2 separate regions of the Mus musculus genome follow, and region 2 is linked to region 1. Evidence: chromatin loops called from intact Hi-C (ENCODE). Cell type or tissue: heart. All regions are shown on one strand. Links, peaks and the distances in the headings refer to the core of each region. The heading gives the core; the rest is flanking DNA. Region 1 overlaps Adcy9 (adenylate cyclase 9). Region 2 holds the start of Crebbp (CREB binding protein).

What was found. Peaks named below come from ENCODE experiments on the same cell type or tissue, not always from the same donor. Only the 100,000 strongest peaks of a DNase experiment are listed, where the experiment ranks them.
Region 2: it touches region 1 in a loop (2.3-fold over the local background); 6 of 42 quality-filtered maps call a loop at or near these places.

Annotation. Positions count from the first base shown.
Region 1 is chr16:4,283,440-4,299,549 of GRCm38, forward strand. It overlaps Adcy9 (adenylate cyclase 9), which reads right to left. Exons shown (of 11, transcript NM_009624.3): 8 at 15,248-15,407; 9 at 13,970-14,118; 10 at 11,224-11,265; 11 at 1,447-5,650. The coding sequence ends at 4,459. It overlaps Gm36359 (a long non-coding RNA gene), which reads right to left and starts at 868. Exons shown (of 4, transcript XR_875865.2): 1 at 1-868. In heart, for the core only: a CTCF peak has its summit at 6,307 (motif pointing left); no DNase peak of the experiment used is centred there; H3K27me3 peaks cover 120 bases.
Region 2 is chr16:4,204,842-4,220,951 of GRCm38, forward strand. Crebbp (CREB binding protein) reads right to left here and starts at 8,563. Exons shown (of 31, transcript NM_001025432.1): 1 at 8,298-8,563. The coding sequence starts at 8,382. It overlaps 4930455F16Rik (RIKEN cDNA 4930455F16 gene), which reads right to left. Exons shown (of 3, transcript NR_040571.1): 3 at 15,071-15,334. In heart, for the core only: CTCF peaks have their summits at 5,677 and 8,550; DNase peaks (open chromatin) are centred at 8,400, 9,420 and 10,200; H3K4me3 peaks cover 3,403 bases; H3K27ac peaks cover 2,145 bases; H3K27me3 peaks cover 1,224 bases.

The DNA of each region.
Region 1 (16,110 bases), core at 3,243-11,242:
AGATGAAAGAGAGACCACAAATGATAAGTTGTACTGCAAAGATTAGAGACTGTCTTTCTTGTCTGCGGAGTTGTCTAAGTCCCCCAGTGCCCTTTGTAGCCTAAGACCACGTTCCCGTCAGACCTTCAGCACAGTGAGGATCCCTGCTCCTCAGCTAGAGAAGGGCTCCTAGGGATGCAACAAGTACTGTTTGGCAGGAAAGTACCTTGGTCACTAGATGAGCTCTTGCTCTCAGTGGGTGGAGACGATGGCTTTCTACAGGCTGATAGACAAGAGGGTAGAGGCCATGTTCTCATCTCCCTTCCCAGAGTCTGCAGCCCATGAGAGGTCCTTTTTGTCTAGACATGGCTCATCAACCCTTGACCCAAGAAAAGTTTTCAGGTAAAGAGGGTTACAGCCTGGAAGAGCTATGGTTTGGTTTTGGATTTAGAGGCACTATGAACCTTAAAGGTATGTACAAAATGGCTTCTAGGGTTTTTTTGGGAGAGATTCTGTGACTTAAAAACACAAAACAAATCAGGGTCTCACATAGTCCAGGCTGGCCTTGAACTCTATGTAGCTGAGTCTGGTCTCAAAAGCCTGATCTTCCTGCCACTGTCTCCGAAATACCAGATAGCAGGTGTGCTCACCAGTCCTGGTGAATTCTGTAACTTTAGATTCTGAAATGGGCTGGGACCTAGAAGACCAGAAAGCAGCAAGATTTCAGCTCTGCAATCACCAACCATGAGGTACAAAGGTCTCATGGTGTTTTTCAGAAAACCTATTGTGTTTTCTTAGCCAATCTCTTCACTTAAATGCTGAACCACGAGGTCAGCCTAGTCTACAGACCATGTTCCAGGACAGCCAGGGCTATACAGAAAAACCCTGTCTCAAAACAAAACCAAAGGCCGGGCGTGGTGGCGCACGCCTTTAATCCCAGCACTCGGGAGGCAGAGGCAGGCGGATTTCTAAGTTCGAGGCCAGCCTGGTCTACAAAGTGAGTTCCAGGACAGCCAGGGCTACACAGAGAAACCCTGTCTCGAAAAAACCAAAAAAAAAAAAAAAACAAAAAAAAAAAAAACAAAACAAAACAAAAAAAAAAACAAAACAAAACCAGTGTGTGTGTGGGGGGGCACCCTGCATTAAAACTCCCAATGAATAGGGAAATTATCAAATGTAGGTGTTCTATAGCCTGATTTTTAAATGTTTAATGTTCTATGTAAAAATAAACATTTCTCAACCAAAGTTAACTGCGGTAGGTGAATTCATTTAAAAAATAATAATATAGCCCCAGAAACACAAAAAAGTAGATATCCCTTTCACCCCCCATTTTTAAAGCCATGGTAGGAACAAAAAGTAAATCTTGTCTTGGCTCCAAGTCACTCACTGATCACACACGGGGTGAGAGGAGCCTGCCTGAAGGAAGGCAGTACCAAGCTTCTCGATGAGGAATACCACGCACCAAAGTTACGTTTTAGAACATTTTAATATCCTTCTTTTCAGTGGATGCAATTTGAAATTCTTAGAATTAACAATTTAAAAAGAGCAGAGCAAAGGAAAACATGGAAATACAAACAATTGGTTCTTACTAATATAATTTCAGGTTCTAGGCATGATGCGATTTTCAAAACAACCAGCCCCCCCCCCAAAAAAAATGCTTACCTTGAAAATCAAGAAATTCAAATGCAGACTTATCTTTGGATACTACAAGTGACTGCAGCCCAGGTGATGGTCGCACACTGCCTTTGGCTCGCTGTGTCATGTGCAAATGTGCAGGTGCATCCCAGGAGTGAAGTTAGGGCAGAGGGAGCCATGCACAGGTGTGGCACATCTGTGGGGCTCGTCAAGCTGTTTGAGGGTTTATAACCGACGAGCACTCTACGTTCATTTGTGTGGGATAAAATTATGTGTGCTTGATCATACAGATGTATAAAACTGATCTGTGCTGGGGCCAAGAAGGAAAGAGCAATTGCAATGCAAAGCAACTATTTACACACATTCAATTCTGAAGTATTGCTTCCTGCCCTAGGTTCCTAAGAAGTACTGCCACCTGATGGACACTCCAGTCCACTGCCTGGAAGCCCAACTGTCTCTAGCAACAGCTGTTTGTTCAATGCCAACAGACCAAGCTGCACGGCAGGTGTGCTGCAGAGATCCTGTGGTTCTGTGTTGAGGTATGCTTAGGGGCAGGGAGCTGGAAAGGCCCCAAGGGGCCTTGCACCCTGAAAGAAGAATGTCTGCACTGGTTCTTCAGGAAGGCTCAGGGTGTTGAAGACCACTGCACTTTGTATGAACTGCCCTTCAGCTAGGGCTCCATTTGCACGATGCAGAACTGGGTCATCCGCTCAAGGTTAGTGATTCTCTCCAGTTGGTTTGGAGGTCTAGAGTTGGGGAGTGGGCTGGGAAAGACTCACAGATACCTTTGTAACAGAGAAAGAAAGAGTTTGAGAGGGAAGGTGTGAGAAGAGATGAACTTGACAGAGCACATCTTGAACCAAGATTGCAAAAACCCCGGCCACTAGCTAGCTCCTCCAAGTGATGCAGCCTGGAGGTGGAGGACAACCTAATACTCGGTCAGTTGAGCACACCTGAATACTGACAGGAGACCCCAGCATGCCCTACATCCCTAGCACAAGGAAAGAATCAGGTAGTGTTCTTAAGAAAAGAAAATCTGTGGCATTGTACAGGAATACATTCTTTAGAAGCAAGAGGTATTGTCACAACTTATCTGTTCTTCTAGTTGGAAGACCAACAGGGAGCCAACTGGGACAGGAAATCTTCCAGTCACTAAGAATACTCTGGGTCCTGGCATGGCTTTGCTGCATGGGTGGCCATCCCAGGTGTCTCTGGGGAAGTAGCTGACTAAAGCTAAGATGTCACCTTGCTAGCATAAGCAGGTTCTGTCCATCTTCAGGGAGGAGTGAAAACCGGGCTTAACTCAGATGTGAAAGCTATACAGTGAAGTTTACCAGTGAAAGAACACACCACACACAGGGCATGGCATGAAGACCTCCAATAGGCACAGAGATGGTCTTCAGTTGTCTCATGAGCTACACATCAGCATGACCTGGAAAAATGATGGTGGCGGGGCAGCTGTAGCTTGAGCTCCTTCCAGCATCAACTTGAGATTCATCATGGAAGAACACAATTTAATTACAAGCAAGGTTAGCAGCCAGGAACTCAAATTTCATCTGTGACAGGCTGTCTGCATTTCCTTTGGCAAAACAGATGGCTCTGTCCCTCGGTGCCCCGTAAGAAACCCCCTTCAAGAGTTTGAATTGACCAACAGAATTAAATCCCACCACAAGCCAGCCCGTGCAGTCCAACAGTGGGTGGAACGGACAAAAGGTTTGCAGAATCCCACCTGGCGCCGAGCCAGTTTTACTCTGGATCCCCACAAGAGGGAACAGCACCCTGGGTGGCACCATGGGCCACAGTGGATGAGACATGAAACATAGAGGGACATCTTGTCATTGGTCGGCTGTGTCCTTTGCAAACTGCCCTGCCCACTCCCTGACTGCTTCCCTCCACCAAAACTACCCAGTGCCCCCTCCCCATAATACACATGTTTTGATAAATAAATAAATAAATAAATAAATGCATCCTCAGATGGTTAAACATCTCCCTCAAATGGGTCAGCTTCTGAGACAAACATCTTCACTCTTGGCTGGAAGACCCTTCTGTGTGGGGTCGGGATGAAAACACGGCTTTGAGATTCCTGAGGCCTGGTTTGTAAGCTTTGTGTCTGGTGAGCATATGAAATCTTGGCCTGCGTGCAGATGAGCCCCTGAAACTGCCCAGTGTTGGAGGCGGAGAAGCCCATTTGTGGGCCACAGGAATGTGGGCCCAGGTACCCTAGAGATGCCAGGAGGGGGCTTGCTTCCAGCCCTGCTCCCTTCTATAGCCCCTCCCCCAGATGAGTTTACTGGCACTTTATGTCAGATTCATAAATGCAAGTATGTGTGCGTGGATGTGCTTAGAAAGGCCAAGTGACTGAAAAATACTATTACACATATAGAAAAAATAAACTGGAAAACACTGTATGAGAAAAAAAAAACTTGTGAGAAAAGGCAATAAAAATGGTATTTTAACCACAGCTTTTTTTTTTCCTTTTTTTTTTTTTTTTCTTAAAGAAGTCAAATAATCCCCAGGGCCATGATTCCACCAGTGGCCTCAGCCCCAGACGCAAGGCCAGACCCTGAAGGCACTTGAATCCCTCCACGCTGCTGACTGGATCCCCTGGCTGGGCTGGGGGCAGGCTTCCAGGAAAAGGCTTCCAGGAACGCAAGTAAAGGAAAACCGAAATGGGTGGAAATGAACCCTGAATAACTGTGCTCCACACAGAGATTCGGGCTGAAATGACCACGTGACACCACATCTGGGGACAGAAACTGAGGTGCTAGATAGCACAACAGCCTATCGACACAGATGTTACTGTGTTTGGACACGCAGAGCACCTTGGCAGCTCTCGGCGCTGCCTCACACACTCTTTGAGACATTGAGCTTGCTGAGTTCACTGGCCTCTTCTACTCCTATGTCTTCACAGCTGTCCTTTTCTATGGCTTTGCCAAATGGAAACCTTTCCTCTGCTTTGACTGGCTCTCTCCAGGACCTCTTAGAGGACAGGCGAGCTTCCTTAGCCTGTGTGCTATCATCAGATCCCAGGGAAGCCTTGTCCGAATACTGAACGGAAGGCACCAAGTTGGCAATCTCATCTGTGGGAGACCGCCCAATGCTGCCGTCCACCTGGACTCGGATGTCTGGGGAGATGGACAGCTGGTGCTGGGGAACCACTCCATTGTCCGTGCACTTTGGGTAAAGGTAGGTCTTCATCTGCCCTTTCCCCTTGACATTCACGGTCCCTCGGTAGTCAAAGTCATAACCCATCTTGCTCAGCACACGGTAGCTCTCTTCGCTCACCTGGATACGGCACTCCACACCAGTGGTGTCCATCCTGCTGGCGATGTTGACGGTGTCCCCCCAGATGTCATACAGCAGCTTGGTGGTACCTATGACACCTGCTGTGAGGGGTCCGTGGTTAAAGCCGACCCTGAGCTTGAAGTTGAACCATAACATATTGTTGTTGAAGTCATCCACCACGCGCATCATCTCCTTGGCGAACTCGAAGAGGATACGCAGATGCTCCTGTGGGTGGCCACCCTCCTGACACTGGGCCGTGTTCAGCCCTGAGGCTGCCATGTATGTGGCCCCGATGGTCTTGATCTTCTCGATGCTATTATAGTCCGGCTTGCTCAAGAGCTCATCGAAGTCACCGATCAGCTCGTTGAGGACACGGTAGCACTCCTTGCCCCCCTCATAGTTCTCCTCATAGAATTCACTGAAGTTGACAATGCTGGCAAAGATGACTCCCCCGCTGTCATGGTTCTTGGAGTAGGTCTGAGAGACCTTGAGCTGCTCAGCCACATGGTAGGGGATGATGTTCCGCAGTAGCCAGTCAGCCTGGTCTCTCATGCTCTGGATCTTGGTGCGGTGTAGGTCGGCCTCCACATCCCCATGGTAGTGCAGCCGGTAGCTGACCTCGAACTCCCGGTTCAGGAACCAGACCAAGAGGAGCAGGAGGAAGAAGGTGAGGATAAGCTCCTTGCCTATGAGGCTGGCCGGCCTCCTGCCGTCCTGCAGCACTGAGCTGTTGCATGGGTTCCTCTGGGCACTGCAGAGCAGAGAGATGAGACATGACACAGTGCCAAGCCTACACTGAGAATGTGCACTCTGCCCAGTGTGGCCTAGCAGTACCCTCAACCCATGCGGCCAGAAAGCAGCCTGGCTGTTTTGCAGGCTTCACGGGTGCTTTTGGTTTATTCATATTTAATTTGATTTCTTGTCTTATGCAGCCAAGGCTGGCCTTGAACTTGCTATGCAGCTGGAGGTGGGCCTGGAATTTATCCTCCTGCCTCCATACCCACATACTAGAATGACAAGCCTGGACCACTAGGCCCAGCTGTAACTGCTTTTTAGAAAAATGCATTAGATTTTTAAAACAAAAACAACGAACAACAAACCTTTCTTTCTCCTCAACTATTTCTTTTAGAAAATCTCAACTTTATGGAAACATTAAATTTCATAAAACTTGGATGTGCTTCATCTGGGTTTTACAATTTTTAAATTGCCTCTCTGCTTCCTCTCAACACATCTATGGAGACACATGTGACATACAAAGACATACTGACACATGCAAATACTTTTCCCTGGGCTGGAGAGATGGCTCAGCTGTTAAGAGCACTGACTACTTTTCAAGAGGTTTTGAATTCAATTCCCAGCAACCACATCTTGGCTTACAGCCATCTGTAATGAGATCTGGTGCCCTCTTCTGGCCTGTAGGCATATATGCAGGCAGACTATTGTATACATAATAAATAAATCTAAAAAAACAAAACAAAACAAACCCTCCACAACCCCCCCAAAAAAACCAAATACTTTTTCCTAAACATTTCAAAAGTAAGTTGCTGGGCTATCTTAGTGTCTCTCCTAAGATACAGACATGTCCCTTAGTGATCACAGAATCATTACTGAGTCCAAGAAACTGAATATTCTGATAGATTTTATTCTTAGGTTTCTAAACAACAGACATCATTTTGCAAAGACCTTTTTATACTTTATTTATTCTCTACTTATATGAAACTTCACAAAACACACTCCCCATTTCTAGGTAGTTCAGATTCACCAAAGTTATTTAAGACAATCTTAACATTTTCAAAAAGAAATATGAGATGTATACATTTAAGATATGATTATATATATATATACACACAAACATACATACATAATATATGCACATGGTAAGAAAGTCAGGCAGCATAAGGAACAGAATAGTCTTTCCTTCAGGGTAACAAATGCAGCTATTTTCTCATGGCTATAGAGTAATCTAATATATGGATGACCACACTCATGCTGAGTAGTTATGATGAGAAATGATGTTTCAAAGAACATTCCTACCCTCATCTTGGCATACAGTGGGATTATTGAATCATTTTAAATATAGGGCATTTAGAATTTAACTAGAAATTCCCAAGAAACCCTTGTAAGGGCTAGAGACTGAGCCCAGAGCCTTGAGCAAGGAGAAAAGCATTCTCTAAGCCTTCAAACTGTTGCAGGTCACACCTCCCATTCCCAGATAACTGAACTTACACCCAGCTGCGCTGTTCTCTGGTAAGCAGATGCCACTGATGGGCCCTGCAGCTGAAACCCGAGATTAGCATCGGCAGCTACCATGTTTTGTTTTGGTTTGGTTTGGTTTTGGTTTTTCTTCTTAAGGCAGGATCTTATGTAGCACAGGTTGGCCTGAATTTACTATATAGCTAAGGGTAACCTTGAATTTCTAATTCTCCTGCCTCCACTTTCCAAGTGCAGGATCATAAGCGTACATCACCATACTTGCTCAGTTTTTTCCTCTGTAAAAATACTGCATACTCAATCATAGAAAATTTAGGGGAGAAGTAGAATTAAAAATATGATTTCTCTCCTGTCCTGCTTCCCGGAGTCTGTTTATGTTAACATTTGAACTTCCTTCTTCCTTCCCTGTATCCCTTTCTTGCCGCCCCCTTCTATTTTTAACAGAGTTTTGACTGTTGAGTTCCTATAAGTTTTATATGTTAATGCATTTCTAAATTTCCCAAGGTAGGTTGTTAGATTTTATATGATAGAATTGTTCACTATGTAAAGATAAATGGATATAAAACTGATATGTCTTCAGGTGAGATCTAGGACACAGAAGCCTTAATTCCTTAGCTACAGTATTTAATTGAAGTCGTATTGTTACCTTTGACATAAGGGTATTTTAAAATAATGGATGTCACAAGGCCTTGTGGCACACATCTGTCATTCTAGAATTTGGAGGTAGAGACCTTAAGAGTTTAAGGTTGGCCAGCACTCGGGAGGCAGAGGCAGTTGGATTTCTGAGTTCAAGGCCAGCCTGGTCTACAAAGTGAGTTCCAGGACAGCCAGGGCTACACAGAGAAACCCTATCTCGAAAAACCAAAAAAAAAAAAAAAGGAGCTTAAGGTTGGGCTGGAGAGATGGCTCGGCAGATAAGAGCACTGACTGCTCTTCCAAAGGTCCTGAGTTCAAATCCCAGCAACCACATGGTGACTCACAACCACCGGTAATGAGATCTGACGCCCTCTTTTGGAGTATCTGAAGACAGATACAGTGTACTTACATATAATAAATAAATAAATTAATCTTTTTAAAAAATCTCTTTAGAAAAAGAGTTTAAGGTTACCCTTGAGTACACAGCAAGTTCAAGGCCAGCCTGGGCTACATAATATTTTATCTCAAAAAAAAAAAAAAAGGGAAGAAATGAACTTGAGGTCATTGAGACACTCCCTAAAACACCACCATAAAAGCCGAGAGATTGGGATGGTCCCTAAGCCACTCTAGCAGGGCAACTGGGGACTTTGGAGGCCTTGGTTTCCTCACTTGTAAAGCATGGAGACAGCTGGGACATGGCCAGGTTCCTTCTCTCTTCAGGTTTAGGGTAGCTGTGTCAGCTCTGGAGGGGAGGTTAGCATCCTCAGAGAGGCCTGGGTTGATACAGGAAGCTGGGATGGGGAGGGGTTCCACCATCCCTGGATGGCAGCAGTCCATGGTACGGCGGCTGCTTGCACAGGCAATGCAGGTTTTGCTGACCACCAGCTTTCCCTGATCTTCCTATGTGGCCTGCTATTAGAAGCTTGGAGCCACCTGTCTTCACTGAGGTCCTCTAGGGCCATTCTAGCTCACTGGGCCAAATGCTTCCCTTTGCTGATTCTGGTGTCCTCTCCCTGTAATATGCTGAAGCCTGGAATCCAGCAAGGCTGGACCTGAGACCTGACACAGGTTTTCTAGCCCAGTGGTTGGGAAACAGGACAGAGTTCTCTATCGTAGGACATTCCATGTTTATTTCACTTACAGCATTGAAACAAATGTAATACCTACCAATCACAAATGCTAAGCAAAGTGAACACTTTGTTTAACTGACTAAAACATGTTTCACTCCAGCCTGAGGTTCTCTGGCTCCCCCCAACCCCCACCCCCAGACAGGGTTTCTCTGTGTAGCCCTGGCTGTCCTGAAACTCACTCTGTAGATCAGGCTGGCCTCGAACTCAGAGATCTATCTGCCTCTGCCTGGCTTTTAAGCCGAGTTGTACAGAGGTTCTGGGCTGGGGAGAAACCAATTGTATCTCCTGTGAGCATGGCTTGCTGGGTCCCAATATTGTGACATTGAGGACCAGCCCTTTTTAGTAAGTTTCCTGAGGGACTAAACTTAGGTCAACAGGTTTGGTAGCAAGCATGTACTAAGCATTCTCATTGGCCTATACCTTAAAAAACCCAAACCCAAACCAAACCCCAACCGAAACAACTTTATTATTATGAGTGTGTGTGATTGGTGAATGCAGACACCCAGAAATGTGTCCGTGGAGTCAGTTCTCATTGTGCCGGAAGAAGCAAGCCACTTGGCCCTGTATTTTGTTTTATTAAGACGGGATCTTGTGTTGCTCAAGCTGTCTTGGAATTAACTGACTATGTAGCTGAGGATGAACTTGAACCTTTGAACCCCTTGCCCTCACTGCCCAAGTGTGGGATTATGGGATATGCCACCACACCCAGCAACTCTAAGACAGGTGGACAAGAGCATCCAATCCAGTTGTACATTTAAACAGCAAAGGCCAGTTTCCAAGAAGAGGACTGTTGGCCAGCTTGTACCCTGGTGAGTGACCCCAGGGCCTCGTGTCATGTAAGGACTCCACTACCGAGCGAGTGAGCAATCGAGCGGTTCCCAGTTCTTTCAGTTTTCCTTTTCACTCTGAGATGGCATCTCCAAGAAAGTGTTCAAGGCCAGCCTTGACCAAGCTCACCCTGCACTGGACTCACGCAGGCCCTGGATGTACGATTCTACTCTCATAGCCAAGATTACAGGCCCATACCTTCACACTCAGTCCAAAAGAGGAGTCTGAGATGGGTAAATGTAAGAGTAACTGAATCCTGGGGCATCCAACTGTGGATGGAAGCTAAAGTAAAACACATTAAGATCTATTATCATGCAAAAGAGGTACTTGAAATAGCAGACAGACAAAGAGAAAGCCAGGGCCACCTTTCAGCCCTAACCAGCAAGGTTTGGTACCTATAACCGTTGGGATCTATCAGGGCTGTATATACAGTGCCATACTCTATAGCCTAGGCTGACCTCAAACTCACTGCAATCCCCTTGCCTCAGGCTGCAGAGTACAGGCTTACAGGCTTGATGGCCATGGCTGGCATCGGGTCCTGCTTAAGCTCAGCTAAAAGATCAGTGGGGACACCTGCAGCTTGTGCAGTGCCTGACTGTGATTCCCAGGAACAGGGGGATGTGGGAATCTGTAATCAATTTTGTGTGCTTCACCTGTGTGGGCTTTATGTTCTATGAATGTTTTTCTGTCCCTTCCAATATGTCAGTCAGTTTTTTTAAGTGGATCTATTTACTATTGATAAGACTGGAAAATTATCTGTCTTAAGAGGCATGGAAATGAATTTTTTTTAGCTTTTATGGTTTAATTTGTATTTTTGTGGCATGTGTGTGCATACAGAAGCATGTGTGGCTGCAGATCTGCATGTACACAGCACACATAATTGTTATCTCTTACCCTTCAATTTATTTTAAATTTACTTTTTAAAGTAAGGGTTATTTAGTTTAAAATTTCAAAATATTTATTTTTTTAATTCAAATATTTATTATCTCAAATTTCTAGCCAGATAGTAGTGTCTTATATAATTAAACTACTTATTGATCATTACCGTCTGTCTGTGTGTGATGGGTGTAAGGATGAATGCTGAGGGGCATTGTGATGGTCAGAGGGCAACTGTTGACTGGGTCCTTTCCAACTTCTCTTACATGGGCGCTGGGGATCAAATTCAGGTTGCTAGACTCTTACAGCAAGCATCTTTAACAGCTAAGACATTTTGGCTACTCCAGGTCAAAATATTTTAGATAATAAAATATTTTCTTTGAGATATTTCCTGTTGCATAAAATTAAACTAACTCTAGTATATGTCTAATGAGTAATCACCTTCCCAGTATGAAACAACTGTGATCGGATACTTTAATATGCAGTTATTGTTTGCTTTCTCAACCTGTATGTGCACGCGCATGTGCGCGTGCAAGCAAATACACACACACACACACACACACACACACACACACAAGCATGCATGCATGCATGCATGTACATGCGTATTTTCGGGAGATAAGGCCCCAGGTTGGAAACTCACCTGAAATTCTGTGCTGAGTCCAAGGGGGACATCACAATGGAACTGGAAAGAAAATGAATAAAGTATTACAGGAAATAAAAAGGCATTATTAAAAGCAACTCAAGAAGAGTTCACGTAACTTCCCTTTTGGGTGACATGAGGTAAATATTTGGTCATGATCCTCTGAAACCATAAGCCCAACTCAGCACTTTCTTCTATAAGCTGCCTGGGGAATTTTATCCCAGCAACACAAGGCTGGTGAACACCTTCTCTTTTGTAAAAGGTGAATCTATTATTATTATTATTATTATTATTATTATTATTATTAAATAGATTCAGGCTTTTGTTTACTACCTGGCAACCACTGCCCTGCTAGTCCCAGCTACAACTGGGACTGGGCTGTACCTCTGAGAACCCTCCATGTAGAAGGGGTCTTGGTAAGGTTCATCTATTAGTTCCTGCCAAAATCTGTTTGAATTGTAGCAGGGAGGTAGATGGGAGGCCCCTACTTCACTCCTCTAGATCCAAGAGGGGAACCCAAAGCTCTGACCATGTCACCATGAAGGGCTCACAAGGCACCCGAAGGTAAAAGCTGTTAATGAATTCCACACTCTTTGTATAAAGCACTGTGATGACCCTGAGTCCAGATGTCCCACAATGGCAGGAGAAGGTCGTGCATTTCACTCAGTGTAATTGCTTGTCACAGCTTTTCCTCGGACACTGAACTGCAGCTCTAATTCAGATTCCCCTTTGATCTTGCTTTGCAGAGAACTCGACTGTTTCACATTGCTATGAATCCAGGCAGGAGATTGAGGACAGTCACCTTGTTGCTCCCTAATCACCAATACGCTGTGATTCCCACAGACTCTTGATACTGCTGATAAAGCATTTGGTAAAGCCGTGGTCCTCGGGGACACCCATGCCAGAATGTTAGATATCTGGCAAAGTACAATGGAGAACTGTCCCTGTCACTGTGTAACACCCTGCTCACCTGCTTTCTGGCTTTATGAACATGTGGCTCTCCACTGCAGCTGGGAAGCACCTGTCTAAGCTACAGGAAAGGCCTGATACTTAAATGTTTGTTACACAAACAGAAGCTTAATTGGTTTAAGAGATAGGAACTATTAACAAAATACTGTATACATTCTGCTACCCAAGTTTCTATTCTGTTTCTAACTGCATGTTTAGTTGACAAAGAGTAAAAGCCTCAAAGCTGTTTGCTGGCATAACAGTTGACACAAACAAACCAAGAAGCAACACGATGACCCTGGTGGAGCCTGCAGAGGAAAGAACCTCACTGTCACTATCCACACAGGGCATTTCACTGTCAATATCCACATAGGGCTAACTGTGCTAACTGGTTACCTGAAGGGACGAAAATGGTCTCACTTCCTCTGTAGCCTAGGCTACCCTCAAACAAACTTGCTGTCTTTCTGCATCTACTTCCCTTTCACCAGCACTGGGATTACAGGTGTGAGCCACCATACCTGGCTCTTAGCGGGTTTAAATGTCCCTGTCATTGTACAGCTCAATTGAGGACTGGTCCTGTCTCTGGAGGTTCATCATGTGACTTTAATCTCTGTCCAAACCATGCTTTCAGGTAACCCAGAAGGCCTCAGACTTTCTACACAGCCAGGGAAGACCTGAAACCCCTGATTATCCTGCCTCTGCTTACCATGTGGTGAGATTACAGGCATGTACCAATAGAGTTCAGTTATGTAGCTTAGGCTAGACTGCCTCCTCAGCTTCCTGAGTGCTAGGGCTACAGGCCTGCACCACGCTGGCTTTCCTTATCACGACTCTCTCATGTGGAATAATTCAGATCTTCTTTTCTTTCTTTTTTCCTTTTCTAAAGAACTATTTATTGTATATGAGTACACTGTAGCGGTCCTCAAACACCCCAGAAGAGGACATGAGATTCCATTACAGATGGGTGTGAGCTATCATGTGGTTGTTGGGAATGGAACTCGGGACCTCTGGCAGCAGTCAGTGCTGTTAACCAATGAGCCATTTCTCCAGCCCAGTCTTCCCTTCTTAGATTACAACTTATTCACAAAAAAAGTTCAAATATCCTACAGTAGTCATGTGTCTTGCTGAGGCAGATACCCAAGGACATCTATATTCAAATATATACAGATTGCATTCCCATATCCAAGTGTGTAGGATCAGAAGTCTTGTGGAATTCTGAATATTTGTACACAACTGGTGATATAGGTGTCTTTTAGTGATAGAAACTAAGTCTAAATTCAATGTTCATCTATGATTCAATATTTACATACTATACACACAGCAATGTTTTATGGTGTTATAAATGACTTCCTTTTTCCTTTCCTTTCCTCTTAGGGCTCGCCAGGCAGTGGCACACGCCTTTAATCCCAGTACTTGGGAGGCAGAGGCAGACAAATTTCTGAGTTTGAGGCCAGCCTGGTCTACAGAGTGAGTTCCAGGACAGGCAGGGCTACACAGAGAAATCCTGTCTCAAAAAAAAAAAAAAAGACTCTTAGGGCTCTTTATTATGTTTTGGGCTGTATGATGCTTGGTTCTGTGTGTGTGTGTATGTGTTTGTATTTGGTACTCCTGAGGATTGCATGCTGGGCAGGCACTTTACCACTGAGCTACATCCTCAGCTGGTTCTCTTTGAACACATGTGTGCTGGAAGCCATTTCAAGTCATGAAGGAAAGGCATCATGCAGCACTAACACAGAACTGTTGCCGAGCCCTAAGAGATGCTAGGTGAGGGCGGCACGAGGTAAGAATGCAGTCACACCTGTCCTGACACAGGGAGATGTGGAGCAGAAGCAGCAGCCCAGCCCCCACGATGGTGGCAAGGGAGGACCTCATCCAGGAGCTGAGCTGGCAGAAGTTACAGTAGTGCACAACGGCCACCAGCACCGCAGAGCCAGTGAACATGGTAACCTGCAAGAGAAGACACTGTTAGTATAGCCTCTGCCACCTCTGCCATGTTGCCTCCATCCTATCTGTGTGCCACAGAGTGAGAGGACCACCCCCACACACTTCTGTTCAGTATCAGGCATCTCTGGTACTTGTGATGGCTTGAATGTAAAATGTCCCCCACAGGCTCATGTGCTTGTATACCTGGTCCCCAGCCAGGGGTGCTCTTCTAGGAGGTTGTGGGGTCTCTGGGAAGTGGACCCTAGCAGCAGGAAGTCGATCTCTGGAGAGAAGGGCCTTGAAATTTAGAGCCTAGTTTGTGTCCTATCCCATCTCTGTTTCCTGTTTAACTAAGTTGTAAGGAGATGAAGAGTCTCAGCCCGACAAACACCCCACTGTGGAGTTATGCCTTCCCTGCTATGACAGGATATTCCCTTAAGTTCTGAGCCAGAGCTAATTCTCCATCCCTTATAACCTTTCTCATCAAGTATTTGGTCACAGTGACAAGAAGTAACTGTGAAATGTGCAGTAAGTCTTCCTTTGGGTAACCTACTGGTTTTAAAAACAGATCACATATCTGTCTCATGGCACAGCATTTTAGTTACAAGTCCACACTGCTAAGAGAATATTCCTCCAGACAGGTAGGATGGCACATGTCCCTTTGATAGACAGGAAAGGGAGGCTGCTTACTGGGGCTCTACCACTGTGAGAGGGGCCACCTTCCAAACTCTTCTTTCAGTCCTGCTGTGGTCCACTGAGAAGTGAGTTGATGCTAGGACCTCAGATGCTCCCAGGCAGTTCTATTACACTCAAGCACACTGCTCTCAGCTGAAAGGGTAAGAAACAGCCTCGTCCATTGTGGAGTAAACTCCAAAGCTCCTCCCCAGAACAGCAGCTACTCCAGGTGCCAGTCAGAGACTTAGCACCTGTTATGTGCCACCATGTATGTGTGTGTGCCATTATGTGTGTGTGTATGTGTGCCACCAAGCCCAGCTAGCGCATGCTTCCTATTTTAAGAGGGCAGCTGGGAGCAGTAACAGAGAGTACCTCTTTTAAAACTTCAATTTTTAGCCCTACCCCAAGTACCCAGACTTAAAGTGAAAGAAGAGGTTAGGGAGCCTGGAGGGCGTGGAGATGGCCTGCGGATACTTACATGTATGTTGGTCTCAAACTCAGAGGTGATGTGTGAATAGACAGCCAGGGCAGGAAGAGACACCAAGATTGCCCCAATGCAGTGGCGAGGGAGCCAGCCAGCGATCCATTCCAGCAACCACTTTGTGCATGTCATGACATCCTCTAGGAAAAACACCATTCTGGACACAGAAGGGAGAGGTTCAGGGGCAGAGAGTTAGCATGCCACACTTTCATCTGTCCCATGTTGCCATTTCTGATGCCCACCTGGGGGCAACTGGCCATACACAGAGCTTCACATCCAAATTACTGTCTCCATTTGGTCAAAATGCACTTGTCAAAGACCTCTGGAGGTCTATGGGGTTTGCAAAAATAATAACGACCCCCAAGTAAAGTCTACCATAAGTCAAGAAGTCCTCAGTGGGGCTTCTATCTAGAAGTGTTCTACTGAGTGTTTTGGGGGGTCACAATGGGGAAGGGCTGCTGTTAACCAGGGATAGAGATACCTTGCCAGGGTCACACAGTGACATTCTCCCTTGTTCCACTACGACCCACAACATCTCATCTACTGCCTCCTTCTTACAAACATAGAAGTGAAACGCTTGCTGATACACTGCAGCCAGGGCTCACCGAGTCTGTGCACAAGCAGGCAGTTTCTTGAGGTGTTAGCTCAGCTGCAGCTAAACAGATTTGGTTTGGGTTGGGACATTAAAAGCCATCCAACCTTCAGCAAATTAGGTCATGTACTGAAGACAGTTCACTGCCACTAACACCCCCAAACCCCCATTCTTGTGTTTCCAGCTGCTTCATTCACAGCCTGGATCATGGCTATGACAAATACAGCAGACAGCTTTTGTTGTTGGTTTGTTTGCTTGTTTTGGTTTT
Region 2 (16,110 bases), core at 4,923-12,922, 77 kb before region 1:
AGACAGGGTTAGGTGGATCGCTGTAAGTTCAAGGCTGCTCTGGTCTACATAGTAAATTCTAGGACAGCCAGGGCTATATAGAAACCCTGTCTCAAAAGCAAAACAAAAAACAAAAACAAAAACCAACAGGAATGCATGAAGGGCAAGGGTACATGTACTAATATCGGATTACATCAGAGGACAGAGGGCATGCCCAAGAGTATGAAGGCTTCTGAGAGACATCTGAGAACAACCAGAAGAGTTATACAAGAGCTATCTGTATGTGACATCTAAGATGAAAAGGCAGTCATGGCCAGGGTCCCATTTCCAGCCCTGAAGACTGGGAAAACAGTTGGCTTCCCCAACTGACTGATTAGCACTATAGTACAGCAGGAAAGGCCAAGCACAAGTTGGGAAGACAACCAAACCACTGACTTCACCTCGGTTTTCTGGAATTCTACAGAGTGAGACATTCAGAACGTCTAGGGAATAAATACATCCCTTCTGGATTGTTCTTTCCACATTTTCACACTTAAATTGCACTTTGCATTTTCTTAGTTTTGCTTCCAAGTTTGAGTGAACACAGTTCTAAGCAACTGAAAGGCATCAACCAAAATCTCCTGTACAGTGTTGTACAATGGCTAACAGGTATCTCAGACTGAATTTTAAGACACAGAGTAGTAAGGAACAGAATAGAATCACATATCCGAGACTTATGAAGTCGATGAATTATGTTTCAAAATAATAGGGTTTACAGAACACTTAAGTTTTTAAGATTTTAAATTTTTCATAGCTATCATGTTTCTACTTTAAAAAAATTAAAGTGAAGGAGCTGGAGAGATGGCTTAGCAGGCTGTTTTTCCAAAGGACCTGCATTCAATTCCCAGCACTCGCAGGGCAGCTAACCATCTCTAACCCCAGCTCCAGGTGATTCAATGCCTTCTTCTGGCCTCCAAGGGCAATGGGCAAACATGGTGCACAAGCATACATGCGGTTAAAACACATACTATACACAAATAAATAAACCTTACATTTAAAAAGTGAAAATGGAAACAAAAATTAATAGTACTATTACAGAATTCTGGTTGTATATCCAGTGAAGTGAGGGTATACAATAGACACAGTTACACATGGGAATGTGTGCTAACATGCAAAGCTACTACAATTTCCACCCATGAACATTCTGGTCAGATTATCATCCCAAAGAAATCCCCAGAAGACAAGGCACATTCCCATACCCAAGTAAATGCAGGGCCAACTCCTGTTCATTGAGCATTTCTTCCAGGACAGCTATTTACCAGACATCACCTCAGACAATACTGTAATAATATAATCATCATCCCATTTTACAAATGAGAAAACTGAGGTTATAGAGTTAAGACCTGGCCAGAACTCACCAGGTAGGTTATCAATGGTGAGAGCATTGAGATATGACACTCAAAATTAAGAGAAATAACAAAAGAAACAAGAGAGAGAGAGAGAGAAAGAGAGAAAGGCGCGCAAGTGAGAGTGTGGTTGCACCAGAGGGGTGACAAGTAGTGTAAAAGCAGAGTCTTAGGAGAAAACTAGGAGCATTTACCTCAAACATCTCTAAGGGCCCACCGTGTAAGTGAGCCTCCTTGTGTTGTGATCGGTGCCAGTGGGGTAACTGTGGCACATCTGTACCAGCTCTAACAGAGCCACTCACCATCTAGTCTCACAGAAAAGGGAGGATGCTGAGGTGACACGGTAGTAGGGAAAAGAATGCTGTGAGCTACAATAAGAACCAAAATGGCTAGGAAAAGAGCAAAGCCACATGAAGTTACTGGGCTTTTTGTTAAATGTACTTGATTTCAAATACTGTATATACTTATTACAGAACAACAACAGCTCAAAAGGAACCTCCTAATTTGAAGTGGCCATCCTACCCTATCTACTAGTCACTGTCCAGGCCAGGGGCAAAAGTCTCAGAAAATTTGGCTGACTGCTATGCCCAGCTGGGAACAGGCACAGCAGGCCAGTACTCCCAAATGGGTGCTTACTAGACCATACCACTCACATTATCAAGCTGTAGCTCAAGGGAAAATTCTCCGGGTGCCAATTTTTATAGTAAAGTTTAAAGGAGACAGCAGTGCCTACATACTATCTATGGCTGACTTCTTGCAAAAATGACAAAGTACAATGGTTAGAGGCAAGAGACCAGATGCCCCACAGAGCCAGAACTGTGTCCTCTCTGGCCTTTTACAGAAGGTGTTTCCTGATCCCTGCATTATGCTAAGGGGTTGGGGGCATTCCTGGAGAAATGAGCTATAGGAAGGAATGTTGGCAAGTTCAGCCATAACCTTTCAAGGCTCACAGCGCCCACCAGAACAAGCTCTAAGAGACGAACACCAAAATTCCTTGGCTAGAACTAACCTCAGCAGGGAACAAACCCCTTAAATTATTATTTGTTTAGTTATTTGGTTTTTGAAGACAGCCTTGGCTGTCCTGGAACTCACTCTGCAGACCAGGCTGGCCACTGAGCCATCTCTTTAGCCCCAGCCTTTTCCCCCCACTCTGAGAAATACTTTTATGCCCTTTAATTTCCTGAAATACAGACCAAGTGCTGACCTGAGTAAGATAAAGACAGAACACCCTCACTAAAGGAACCTAAGAACTAAGGTAACAAGCTCTACGAACCCGTAATACTTCATCTTTACAAAGAAAGGCATATTAGCCACCTCATTTTAAACTTTTTGCTTTCAAACATGAAATTAAAACACCAAAACCCAGCATTTGCAGAGTCCTACATAATGGGGTGCTCTGAGAGCCAACCAGAATGGCAGAAGCTAAAGGTGTAAACTACTGGCTTACAACCTAAGCATCCATTCCCAACTGCAGAAATAAAGCCTCAGTTCCTTTATAAGCCATTTTCAGTTATGTTTCAGAGTTACCAAATCAAGTGTAGTACAGTGGAGCATATCTGTAATCCCAGCAACTCAGGAGGTGGCAGCAGAAACATCAGTAATTCATGGCCAGTCTGAACTACATGAAACCCTGTCTCAAGAAAACGAAAAATAAACAGTAATTACAGAACCCCCACCTTTTGCTTTAACAGTATGCAACCATTGGTGTACTTCACAATTACACCACATTTTCTGAAGAGTTACCAGTGCAGCCCATTCTTGACCCCAAAAGGTTCGTATTTTCATGTCAAGATACAGTCATGAACAGTCCTACCTGATAAAAACTTTTACCTCCTATTTAGTCAAAACAGTAATAAAGTAAAATGAGGACCATACATTGTAGATTTCCTGAAAAGGACTGCATGTGTTTGTACGTGTGTTTAAGATGGGGGAGCAGGGGTCGGGATGAGGGGGGTATGGAATAGAGGAGAATGAAGGAGGGAGGGTGGGGGAAGCAGGCAGAGGCAAACAAAAAGGTTCAGACTTGCTCTGTAGCATAAGGTTGTCCAGAACTCATAATGTTGCCTAGGCTAGCCCCCTCCTGTCTAAGACTCTGGAGTACTGGAATTACGGGTGTGTGCCACAGGCCTACAATCTTTAATTACCAGCTGAAGTGAATGCAATGCAAACCCGGCAAATATCACTGTCCATGAGTCAGGAGAACTTTTTTTTTCTGTGTATGGGTGTTTTGCCTGCATGTATATCTGTGTAGCATGTGCACACAGTATCTACAGAGTTCAGATCTCCTGGAACTAAAGTTACAAGCAGTTGCTAGCTGCCAGGTGGGTGCTGGGAATTGAACCAGTCTCCTATGGAAGAATGTTCTTAACCACTGAACCTTTTCTCCAGCCTCGAAGTCAAGTAAACTCTTTAGAGGTACAAATGTATAATAAATTTCTATGATGCTCGTTTTCAATTACATTTAATAATTTTTTGTGTGTACATACAAAGACAAGAATATGTCAAGACCCATGTATGGAGGTCAGAGGACAACTTCCAGAAGTCAGTTCTCTTCCTCCACCATGTGCAGGACTGGGATCAAACTCAAGTTTTCAGGCTTGGCGGCAAGTGCCTTTACATGCTGAGCCATGTCACCTGAATGTAGGACCTTTAACCATCTAGATTTGGTTCTGTCTGTAGCTCTGGAGCCCATCCCCCATAAGTCATGGGTCCTCGTCTAGAAAACAGCAGTAAATATAGCTTCTCTTCATTGGCTGCTGATGGCTGTGGAGAAAAGCACTGTCTGATATATAAAGGACTGCACACAATGAAGATTATCGTTTACCAGTAAAAAGATGTTAGTGGTTAATCAGATTTACCACAAGCTCTCTTTAAATACACTTCTCTACTGCATTTAAAGAAATTTGTAGCTACTCAGAAGGCTGAAGCAAGAGGCTCACTAGAGTCTAGGAGCTGAGATCTGACGCGGACAACACACTGAGACTATGCCTCTTGAAAAGTGAACGTTTAGGCTGGAGAGATGATAGCTGGGTGGTTAAGAGCACTGACTGCTTTTCCAGAGGTCCTGAGTTCAAGTACCAGCAACCACATGGTGGCTCACAACCATCTGTAATGGGATCCAATGCCCTCTTCTGGCATGCAGGTGCACATGCAAATAGAACACTCATAAACATAATATAAATAAAAATAAGTCTTTAAAAAAAGTGAACTTTTTGATTACAAAGCATGCCTAAAATGCTAGCAATGCTCAGAAGCTGAGCCAGGAGAATCACAAATTTGAGGTCAGCCTAGTATATAGAGTCAATTTGCTATCAGTCTTGGATACATCATCACCTTGTTTCAAAGAAGAAGGGGGGGGAGGGAAAAAAAATTTTTTTTAAATAAAAAGCACAGGCATTATAAAATAACACCACGACAGTTTAATGCCACAGCACAGGCTAAAATATACCTATGTTTGATTGTCAAAAAAAAAAATTAAAGCTTTCTGTAAAATTCTATTATGTGTGAGCAAGAGAGTGAGTGCAGGTGGGAGAGGGGTTCCTGATGTGTCACACCTAAAGGACAGCAGACACTTTGCGGAGTCGGTTCTCTCTTTCCACCTCCATATGGGTTCTGGGAACTACATTCCAATCACTAGGCTTACATGGCAAGTACTCTTCTTGACCTCCTGAGCCATCTTGCGGGCCCTAACACTTTTTACATGGTTTGTTATACATAAAGTTTAATGTAAAATTTCCCAAGTCACTAAGTGTGATAACGTATGTCTATAATACTAGCACTTAAAACTAAAAGGCTGAGGCAGGGGGATCCAGAGTTCACATAGAAAAATTCCAAGCCAGTCTGAAGTAATCAGCCTCAAAAACAAAAAACAGACAAACCAAACAAAAAATATATAAAAAAAATTAAAAACCACCTTCATAAATGTATGAATTGCCAATTATGTGTGTTTAAAAAAGTCTACTTGCCTGAATATTTTTCTTCTATACTGTTTGATCATGAATCCATGGTGTTAAAAGATTCTAAACTATTTTAATTTGGACATATTAAGAGAAAGTTTCCAAAATACATAGCCACCTACATACTTATAACACAAACTTCCCTGCTTCTTACAAAGTGCTTAACACTTCAACATAGAACAAGAAAATAGTATTTCACCAACATCTGACACCACTCCAGAGCTGCCTGTGGTAGGGTGAAAAGCAGTCTCTCTTCCTCTTGCTACTGTCCTCCAAGCACCTTCCCTCTTGCTCTCACCCATCTTAAGCAACAAAGGTCATCATCACTCAGATGCTGCCTGGCCCCTAGTGGAGTGGCTTATGTGTCCATTGACACTCCCCTTGGTGAACTTCAGTACTCCGTAGGCTGGTAGGCTTCCCTCTCACTCTCTTCTCCACCCACTGCTATCCCTAGAAACACAGCTAAAATGCACTTGATGGATTCACAACTCAGTCCCCAAAGATGTGGCTTGTATCACTAGTTCAAGTAGCAACTGTTTCTCACTGTCTAGGGCTCTCTGTTCACTCTCCTTGCATCCCCTCCCTCAAATTTCATCTTGTGCTCAGAACACACACCTCACCTACCCCAGCCCAATGTTCTCTTGGAGGCCTGAGATAAGACCCCTCAAGAAAACAAAGTTCAGGCTGGGCAGTGGTGCACACGACTTTAATCCAGTACCTAGGAGGCAGAGGCAGGGGGATTTCTGAGTTTGAGGCCAGCCTGGTCTACAGAGTGAGTTCCAGGACAGCCAGGGACAAAGAAACCTTGTGTGTGTGTGTGTGGGGGGGGGGGGGGGGGGGAACCAAAAAAAAGAAAACAAAGTTCAATTTTTCCTTCTGTCTCTATCCCAGCCTTCACTGCTTTAAATATACTTAACATAAATACTTCAGCCATTTATTTGTTTAATTTTTAAGATCTGTCTATCTTGTTACTGGATCGTAGACTAATAGTTACTCTTAACAAGGTTTCATCTTGTTTAATGTATTCAAAAATGGCTCCTTCTTCTGAGTGGACCCTTACACCCTTTCAATATGAATGCCGTCTTATTCTTTGATCATCTAAATCAGAATCATTAGAAACTACTACCCCTTGTTTCACATATCTGTAAATGTGAAAGTACTCTTCTGCGTCTCCTGGGCAAAAAGTGGAAAGAGAAAGGGACAAAGTGCTCACGTGCAGAAGATTCTTTTGGATAAGTCTGCTCTGGTCAGCAACACAGTAAGTAAATATCTGACAATCCAGAGAAGCTACACACACACACAAAAAAAAAAAAAAAAAAAGGAAAAAGGAGGAGGAGGAAGAGGAAGAGGAAAGAAGAGGAGGAGGAAGAAGAGGAGGAGGAGGGAGAAAAGGAGGAAGAAGAAGAAGAAAAGGAGGAGGAGGGAGGGGAAAAGCCATCTTCTTTTGGGTTCCATCTTGTAAACCTCTGGATATATAAGATACTACAGGTCTTTTTGTGGTCTTATTAATTTGCCCCACTTCTAAGAAAAATCTTCAAGTTCACTCAGTAACAGCAAAGCTGAAGTCTTCCAGTTAGCAGTGTCAGAGGATAAACTTGAGGACAACACCTGCCTGGTATGATCTACATCTCACATGATTACAGTCTTCTGGCTCGAGCACAGCAACATTACTAAAGCAAGGGAGCTAGCTCTACTTTGCACAAGTGTGCTTAAACCACTGTTTCAACATTTTTCATCAATAAGATTTTTATGAAAATAAACATCAAACAACTTGTCATTTAAAAAGAAAAGTGACTTTTCCCTACCTACCTGTGAATTATTTATTTACTCCTTTCTACCACTCAACAAATTTTAAGTCAACAAAAATCTCCTGAAAAATGATGGAGGGAGAATACTCCCCTCTCATTTCTACATTAACATTCTCCTTTCATGACTGGATTTCAGGAGCACTTCAAACTGAAGCCGTGAAATCTAAGTTTTGTTTCAAAAGCAGAAATATTTTTAAATACACTTGTATAAAGTCACAGAGTTCCACAACTTGAACATCTGTATCTAGCGCCAATCTGCAGGCAGCAATGTAATTTGATTTGGACCCATTCATCAGAAACTGATTTTCAGATGCCGCTACAAGTACGTACTGGAAAAGTGCTAGCTGCGCTGAGCCGGCATTGTTCACAGCAGCATACGAGTTTATATTTCGAAGGAGAGCTTAAAAGGGGAAATACGAATAATTGGCAAGGTTATCAGAGCTGTCCAGAAGTACTCTGAATTACTGAATGAACAGGGAAGTCTTGGGTACCCGATCCGATCACCTAAGAAAGTTTGCACGGAAGCTATTTTGTGAGTTGGGGAAAAGATTTAAGATTATCTTGCTTTTCTCTTTCCCTGAAAGATTCAAAGTCCTTAATTTTTTAATTTTTCATCTCCAGTGTAAAACCATTCCAACCTCAAAGGCAGACTGGAGCCCAAATGGACTTTTAAAAGCCTGCTAGCTTCTTTTTAAGGTTACGTATGTAAATGAAAGACACCACAGCAACTTTGATGACAACTCGCACATGAGGTTTGGGGTTTTGGAGAAAAAAAAATACTAGGTGATCAAAAAAAAAAAAAAATCAAGACTTTCTAAATAACCACTAAGCGTTTTCCCAAGCAACACATTCCAAGAAACTTCTCCGTCGCAACTCGTCGCAACTAAGAAGGCAGCAGCTGTGTCCGCGACTGCACCGCCTAGAGTGGGGGGTCCGATCCTGAAAGCCCTCATTGCCTCTGGTCGCATTCTCTTACTCCAAACCTCCAAGGTCCCCTCCGCTGTCATCCCGGCCGGCCACGCGTGCGGACACTAGACCGCGCCCCCGCTTCACTTTTCCTCCCGACCAGGGAAGCGCATCCCAAGGCCCGGGACAGAGTCTCTGGCCACTGCGACCCTCAACCCCCTCCCTGCCCCGAACTCTGACAGCGAGCCTAGACCCAGCCTCACCTGTGTTGTCATTCGCGGAGAAGCCGGGCGAGCTGAGTTTGGCTCGTTTGGGGTTGGGCGGTCCGTCCAGCAAGTTCTCGGCCATCTTCACCTGCTCGCGGAAACAGCCCTGAGCGCGGGCGGCGCGACGCGGCCCGGACGGGGGTCGGGCCGGCGGCTGCGAGCAGGCGAGCCAGCGAGGAGCGAGCGCAGGAGCGCGGGCCGGGCCGCGGAGGGCGCAGGCCGGGTGGGGGAGGCGGCGGCCAAATCTCAGCCTCAGCAACAGCGCCCCGCAGCGCTCACCGCCCGCCCCCGGCCGCCGCCGCCGCCGGCCGCGGCCCCCTCATCCCCTGCCCGCCTCCCGAGCGCGACACTCCGCGGCCCGGGCACCCAAGCGGCCCGGCCGCCTCCGCGGGCCCGGCTGGCAGCGACGGCGCCCGGCCCCGCGGCTCAGGCGGCGCCCGGGAACATGGTGGTACCGCCGCCGCCTCGCCGCCACCCCCCCCCCCCGCGCGCCCCACTTAATGAATTCGCCCGCGGCCGGACGACCGGGGGGCTTTGGGCTCCGCCGCCCGCCCGCGGCCCGCCGCCGCCGTGAGGAAAAACAATGCGCCGAGCGGGGCCGCCGCCGCGCCGCGGCCCCCCCACCCCGTGCCGCCGCCGCCGCCGCCGCCGCCGCCGGGCTCCGGGAGGCCGAGACGAGAGGCGAGCGGGGCCGCCGGGGCGGGCGCCGAGGGCCGGGCGGAGCGGGCCGGCCAGGCGGAGCGGGGTGCGCGGGCGGTTGTGGGGCCCGGGACCGGCGGGGCCGAGTAGATCGCGCTCGAAGCCCCGGTCGGATCCGCGACAAGATGGCGGCTGTTGATTCCTCAATTAAAAAAAAAAAGAAAGTTTTTTTTCTTCTCTTTCCAGAGCCTGAACGGGGAGGGGGAGGGGGCGGGGCACGCTTGTACGTCACCCCCCCCGCGGCGTCACCACGCACGGCCCCCGCCCCGCCCCTCCACCTGCGCCGGCCGCGGCGGAAAGAGCCGAGCGCGCTCGGGTGGAAGGGTCGAAGGCACGGCGGCGATGCGTGAGGCGACGGGCTGCGGTGCTAGGCCCGGCCTGCGGGACGCCAAGTGCGCAGAGCAGACGGCCACTTTTGTTCTGACGCTGTCAGTAACGCGGCACGCGCGGGGAGGGCGCCCTGGGCTCGAGCCTAGACCCCCCCCCCCGCCAGGCTCGGAGTCAGCGCTGATCCGGGCCCAGCCCGTCCGGTCCCGCCCCGCCCCGGCAGCTCTGGCTCTTCGCAGCTCCTTGCTTGCGAGCCTCCAGGGTGACATCGGACTAAGAAGACGCCACCGCAACCTGCGCCTCTTCCCCGCGCCCTATGCTAGTAATGGCGAAGTGGCGCCTGCAGGTTACAGAGGGTCCTCGGGTCTGTGTGCAGATGGGGAAACTGAGGCAGGAAGGGGCAAAGCAACTTTCTCTAAGATCACTGAGGGAGAAAATGACAGGCCGAGAGTCCACCCCTTCCTTGTGCTTCCCAAGTTTGCAAGGGCACCGCAAGGCTCTTGAGCGCCCACTCCCAAGCCCAAAAACGATAGGGCCAGGTCCAATGTCCAACGCTGTCACCTGAAGGGAGAGGCTGTCAGCTCTACCTCCTGGATCTGAGATGGGCCCAGGTACCAAGACCAAGGGCTTCGATCTCCTAAGGGTACTCCTTACTTCGGACAACCACCCTGGCTTTGGCAGGTACCCAGAAAAATGTAGGATCACAGGGAGACCCTCTCACTTGGGTGTGCCACACACCTCCTCAAAAACTAAAGTTTTCCCATCTCTGTTAACACTCTCTCAAAACCTGCCAGCTTGACTCGGAAGTCCTTATCTTCCAGGTATCAGCAGCACCCCTATTTCCTAAGCGAGAAACCTGTGAGTCAGACCCCTCCTTCCCTCCCCATCCACCCACGATGCAGCTAGTCTCCCCCACATTCTTTACCTGAAGAATGAGCTCCTCCACCTTACACCGCAGCCACCTGCTGTGTTGTCCATCATGGTGCCTGCTGTCCTTTGACTGAGGCAACTTCTTACATAAACTTTTCTTGTGTTTCATGTTGTTCAGCACACAGCCACAAAACTACCTTTTGGGGGGGGGATCTCCCTTGGTGATCTTAGAGAAAGTTGCTTTGCCCCTTCCCGCCTCAGTTTCCCCATCTGCACACAGACCGGAGGACCTTGTGTAAACTGCAGGCACCACTTTGACATCACTAGTATAGCATGAAGGGACTAGGCGCAGGCCTACCTGCAACAAATGGCTCCTATACAAAGAACAAGAAAAACACTAAGAACATATATAAAATAGACAGACACATGCATATAACAGTGGTTGGGCCAGGATTGAGTGATGCACATTTATCTTAACTGTTCAAAACTTGTGCTTCCCACACCTGTTTCATCTCTCCCTTCTGTCCATCACTCTCTCCCCACCAGCATCCTACATTCACCAAGTTGCTCTCATCATCTGAAATATTTTATACTTATGTCAATGCTATTCACAGTCCTGAAAACACCTGTCACTAGCACAATAATTCAATCTCCAAAACATGGTCCAAATCTCAGTTGCTCCAGGAAGTCCCTCTAACACTTTAGGGCCTCAGAGATAACTTATGGGCAAAATTCAAGGGCACAATATTAATACATTGTTCAGATCATTTATGTTTTTATTCATCAAATATTGTTCTTAAGACTCTTCAGAGTATTGCCACTATATTAATTCCCTGGGAAAAACCATAAAGAAGTCTCTGTGTGCTCTAATTGAGAAGTTAAAGTAACAAGCATGGAAAATCACAACCAGAATATTCAGCAGTCCATCTTCACAGGAGTTGAGGACAGTAAGTGGCCATAGAGCCACAGAGAGACAGAGGACCAGCATCACTGCATCTGAGGTGCCCTGGATGTTAGTCTCACTATAGGGCATTGCATTCACTGAGGGTAGGGGCTATGGTTGCTAACTTTATGACTGAATGGGTGGATACAGTGTCAGACCCCCCAATTCGGAGGCCTCTGAACATTAAGAAGAGTAGGCGATCCTGGTGGCCTACTCCTCCTTTGAATGGACATGGTGTCTAGTCACCTAGAAAATCCAGGGCCTTCCCCTAAAGGATACTGTTGGTAAACACGTTGTCTACTAGTCTGTCCCTGGCCTTGAGTCATTCCCCTGTTGTGAGCAGGTACTGGGTCACACTCTAGTTTACAAAGGGAGCTGAGAAACCTAGTCCCTACAATTTGGAGTAAGCATGGCAGGACTCAACCTGGCTGACAGTTCTTAAACACCAAACCCCTAGCTCTTCTTTGTCCTTTGTTCCCAGTTCTGAAACACCTGCTCCACAGAAACTTTTCTATTTGTTCTTATCTGTATGCTTTTGATCATTTCCTCTGGTGCTTGATGATACAGGTTTTCCTGTCTATTTCTCCCTTTAGTCTGAGTCTCCTCAGAGAACACCAGATGGGGAACATGGGTAAGAAAAAAATGAGGAGACATGGGTCTTGCATGCCTACTTTTAGCTGGGCATCACTGTCAAGTTGAGAATGTCTTGAAATGTATCAAGCCACTGCCACACCCCCACTTCCCCAGCCCAGAAAAGGACAAGCCACAAAGGGGGTACCTTCTCACAATCTGTAGTGACAGAGACCACATTAAATGAGGGAGGAATCCATAATTACAGAAGGCTCAGGCTAGGGGCACAGAAGAGTAACAATGTGGAATAAATTAAGGACAATTTCCTGAAAAAAGTTCACTTGCCTTTATCCACTGATGAATGTATAAACCTCTCTGTCCAAACAGTGTTAACAGTATTGGGTCATAAAAAGGAAAGATATGTTATGTTGACAACTGATAAAATAGGAAAGAAGCCAATGGGCAGTGGTGGCAGAGGCAGGAGGATCTCTGTGAGTTCAAAGCCACTCTGCTCTACAGACCAAGTTCCAGGACAGCCAAAGCTACACAGAGAAACCCTATCTCAAAACAACAACAACAATGAAAGAGAGAGAGAGAGAGAGAGAGAGAGAGAGAGAGAGAGAGAGAGAGAGAGAGAGGAGAAGAAAGGAAAGGAAAGGGAAGGGAAGGGAAGGGAAGGGAAGGGAAGGGAAGGGAAGGGAAGGGAAGGGAAGGGAAGGAAAGGAAAGGAAAGGAAAGGAAAGGAAAGGAAAGGAAAGGAAAGGAAAGGAAAGGAAAGGAAAGGAAAGGAAAGGAAAGGAAAGAAATAGTACAAAATGCCATGAGTGGGTGTTCCCTGGGAACCGTGGGTTTTGGGGATGGGAAATGATGGCTGAGGACAAACTTCCAGATCACTTGGGTGTGATGGCACATATTTATAATCCCAACCCTTCCAGAGATGTAGGAGAAGCAGAAGCTTAAAGCTGTATAACAAATCGGAGGCCAGCTTGGGCTACTTAAGTGAGTCTCAGGCCAAATTGAGCTACAGCAGCAACAACAAAAGAGAGTGAGACCCTATCTCACAACAAAACAAAATGCATATAGTTGAACAATGCTAGCAATAACTGGACCTTAGAAATCTGTTGATCTATAGCTATTACAATCTAATAATGTATAGAATAGATAATGTGATGAGGTATGGATGAAATAAGATTGGCTAGGAATTGGGCTCAGTGGATAAAGCAGTTATCACACAAGTTTGAGGCTTGGGTTTGGCTCCCCAGAACCCAGGCAGGTGTGGTACTGTATCAGGAGGCTGAAACCAGGGGATCTCTGGATCAAATTGACTATCTAGAGTAGCCAAATGTGTGAGCTTCAGGCTTAGCAAGAGACTCTACCTTACTAAATAAAGTGAAGAGTGGTAAGCTTCAAACCCAGGACAAGCAGCTGAGGTGCCTATTTAACTATCAAAGCCAACCTGGCCTCCAGGTTCTCCCAGCATCCTTCAGTCCCTACCTGTTAATGGATATGAGGGCCATACCACACCTGAATGTTCCAGCCCAGGGGCTGAGCTGATCTTCCCCAGAGGTTCTCCCCTGTATAACCCAGTCACTTGGGTTACCTACCCTTTTTTGTACTACCTTTTGTACCTTTGGCCTGCTGGCTGCTGTACCCATTTCCCCCTCTCTCCTCTCCCCTCTTCTTCTCCCCACATGGCTCATGGTCATGACCACTCTGGACCCTCGGATGTCTCTGCCCCTGGCTATGCTTTCCCTTGTATCTGTAATAAACTTTCTCCTCCACCACACTCAGGAGGAGTCATGTTCTTTTCTTTCCTTCTTATTCCTTTTCTTCATTCAGAGAGGATTTACTGTCAACCTCTGACCTCCACACATATCCACACCTATTTGTATGCACACCAACTCACATACTTGAATGTGTATACACACACATACAAAAGCAATTGGAACTGGTAGCCACTGAAGCCAATGGCAGTCAGAGGTGGATTCATCACACAGTTCTGAGTACCTCTGTATATTTTGAAATGTCCATAATTAAAGGTTTTTATTACATTTATTTGTATGCCTGAGGGTGTGTGTGTGTAGGTTAGAGGATAATTTGTAGCAGTTGGTTCTCTCCTTCCATGCTTCCATGTTGGTTTCAGCCACTGAACTCAGGTGGTCAGGCGTGGTGATAAATATCTCAACCAGCTAACCCATCTCACTGGTTGAATAAAGGATTTTTAAATATTAAAATCTAAGTCTTTTTTTACTCACAAACATCGCTAAGCATTTTTTAATTTTTCTTTTGTCTTTCAAAAAAGCTTCATATTTTTCCCCTGTTGGGATTTGGACATCTCTGGCCGATCCAACAAATTTACTTATTAGTTCTAATCTCACTTATCATTTAATATAGAATCTCTTGAATGTCTATTGAGGTGTTTCTCTCTCCCCCTCTCTCCCTCCCTCTGAGGTGTGTTGTTTCTCCCTCTCTCCACCCCTTCCTCTCTCTCTCTCTCTCTCTCTCTCTCTCTCTCACACACACACACACACACACACACACACACATATACACACACAGTCTCACTGTGTAACCTAGTCTGACTTTAGGCTCACAATCCTCCTGCCTCTGCCTTCTAATTGCTAGGATTATAAGTGTGTACTACCGCATCTGGCTCTTGTTTTTAAACAGTCTTTATTGTTCAGGATTATAGACTGAGCAATAAAATAGATATAGAATAGAATAGAATAGAATAGAATAGAATAGAATAGAATAGAATAGAATAGAATAGAAAAAATAAGCTCACGGTGGGAGAATGGGAAGCCCAGAGTGGAGACATGGAATCCATCTTTGACCTCCTCAGTTTGTTGCCTACAGCATCCTGGCCCTAACAATACTTTGACTGTCTAAGAATCTCTAGTTCCCTAATTTCTAATCTTTTCCCTTCTTGATAAGTTTAAATTTCATTGTCTGCTATGACAAACACTGGTCTTCTCATAGACTCAACTCCTTCTCCCTCACTCATGTGATTATACTAGCTTGGCAGAACCACACTGGAGCTAAATTTGGCTACTTTTCACCTGAGCACTGAGAAAAATGATATTGCTCATTGTATGAGTATGGCAGTATACTCCTGTAATCCCAACAGTTGGGAAGGTGAGGCAGGAGGATCCCTGTGAGCCTTGGCTACATAGTGATTTCCAGATTGTCTTCAGCTACATAGCAGGACCCTGTCTCAATGGGAGTGGGGAGCTGCCTGGTATCCTTATCACCAATAGTCACACATCTGCAGTGGGCCACTCAGACTGCTAGACAATCCTATAAGTGCATGGTCACTCAGTCTCCTCAGCTGAAGCCCCCAGCATCTCCTTCCCCTTTCTTACATTCAGCCCACAGTTTGTTTATTATATTAATGAGTAAACTAGAACCACCAAGACACACTTTTCACAGGTTTCCCGCAATGTAGTTGCTCATGAATCCACAGTGTGCCCATATTTCTACCCATCTTCCTGTTTGTGCCATCTGAAGACCCGAATCCTCAAGTTAGGTATACAGCTGAATTCATCGAGTTGTTGAGGATGATCATCCTGCCTCTACGCCCTCATCCCTCAAGAGCCAGGATTAAATGTGTGGATGACCCCATGAACTGCAAAAGAAATGTCAAGACAGTGTTAAATCTAGACCATGGCACAGTTGCTGCTCACTGCTCTTAGATAGTTCTATAGTGAAAAGGAACAGAAAGACATGGAAATGTACAATTTGGAGAGCAAAGCCTTGTGAGTAAGTCTGAAAGAAGACAAATGGGTGTAAAGAAAATGAGTGTAACTATTAAAGAGGTCAGCATAATTTGGGAGAACACTCATAGTTTGCTCTGAGCCAATCAGAAAGGTTCCTTGAGGTCCAGAGTCCACCCATCAAAGGAGAGAGAGTTAACTAAGAATGTTACTGAGCATGTTCTCAGCTTGTAAACAGGCACACAGATAAGTATTTCTTTCCCAGCATCAGCCACTAAGGAGTACTAAGGAATACACAGCCACTAAGAGCTGTGGCAGAATAGGGCCAGACAACATCTCAAGATGGCAGCATAACTTTTCAGCATTGCCCATGTGGCAGTCAGGCATGGTAAATGCAAGAGTAATAGGAAGAAGAAAGCGCCCAACAGGTTTCCAAAAAAGCTAGGCCTAGCATAGCAGTGTCAGAATCTCCGGAGAAGGCCCCAGAGGCCATAGAGGCCCTCATGGAGGGTGAGGGGGCTTAGGAGATCCACATCTGAGCACCCAGTCTCTCCCTACCACACCTGGTGTGTGCTATTCTGACTTAAATTCATGCGGCCTTGGGGAGGAGCTGAAGTAATAGGCTGAGGAGGACTAAGAAAGGGAGACTCCGTTTAACTGGCTACTGTGGGAGGAGCCCTCAAAGCCC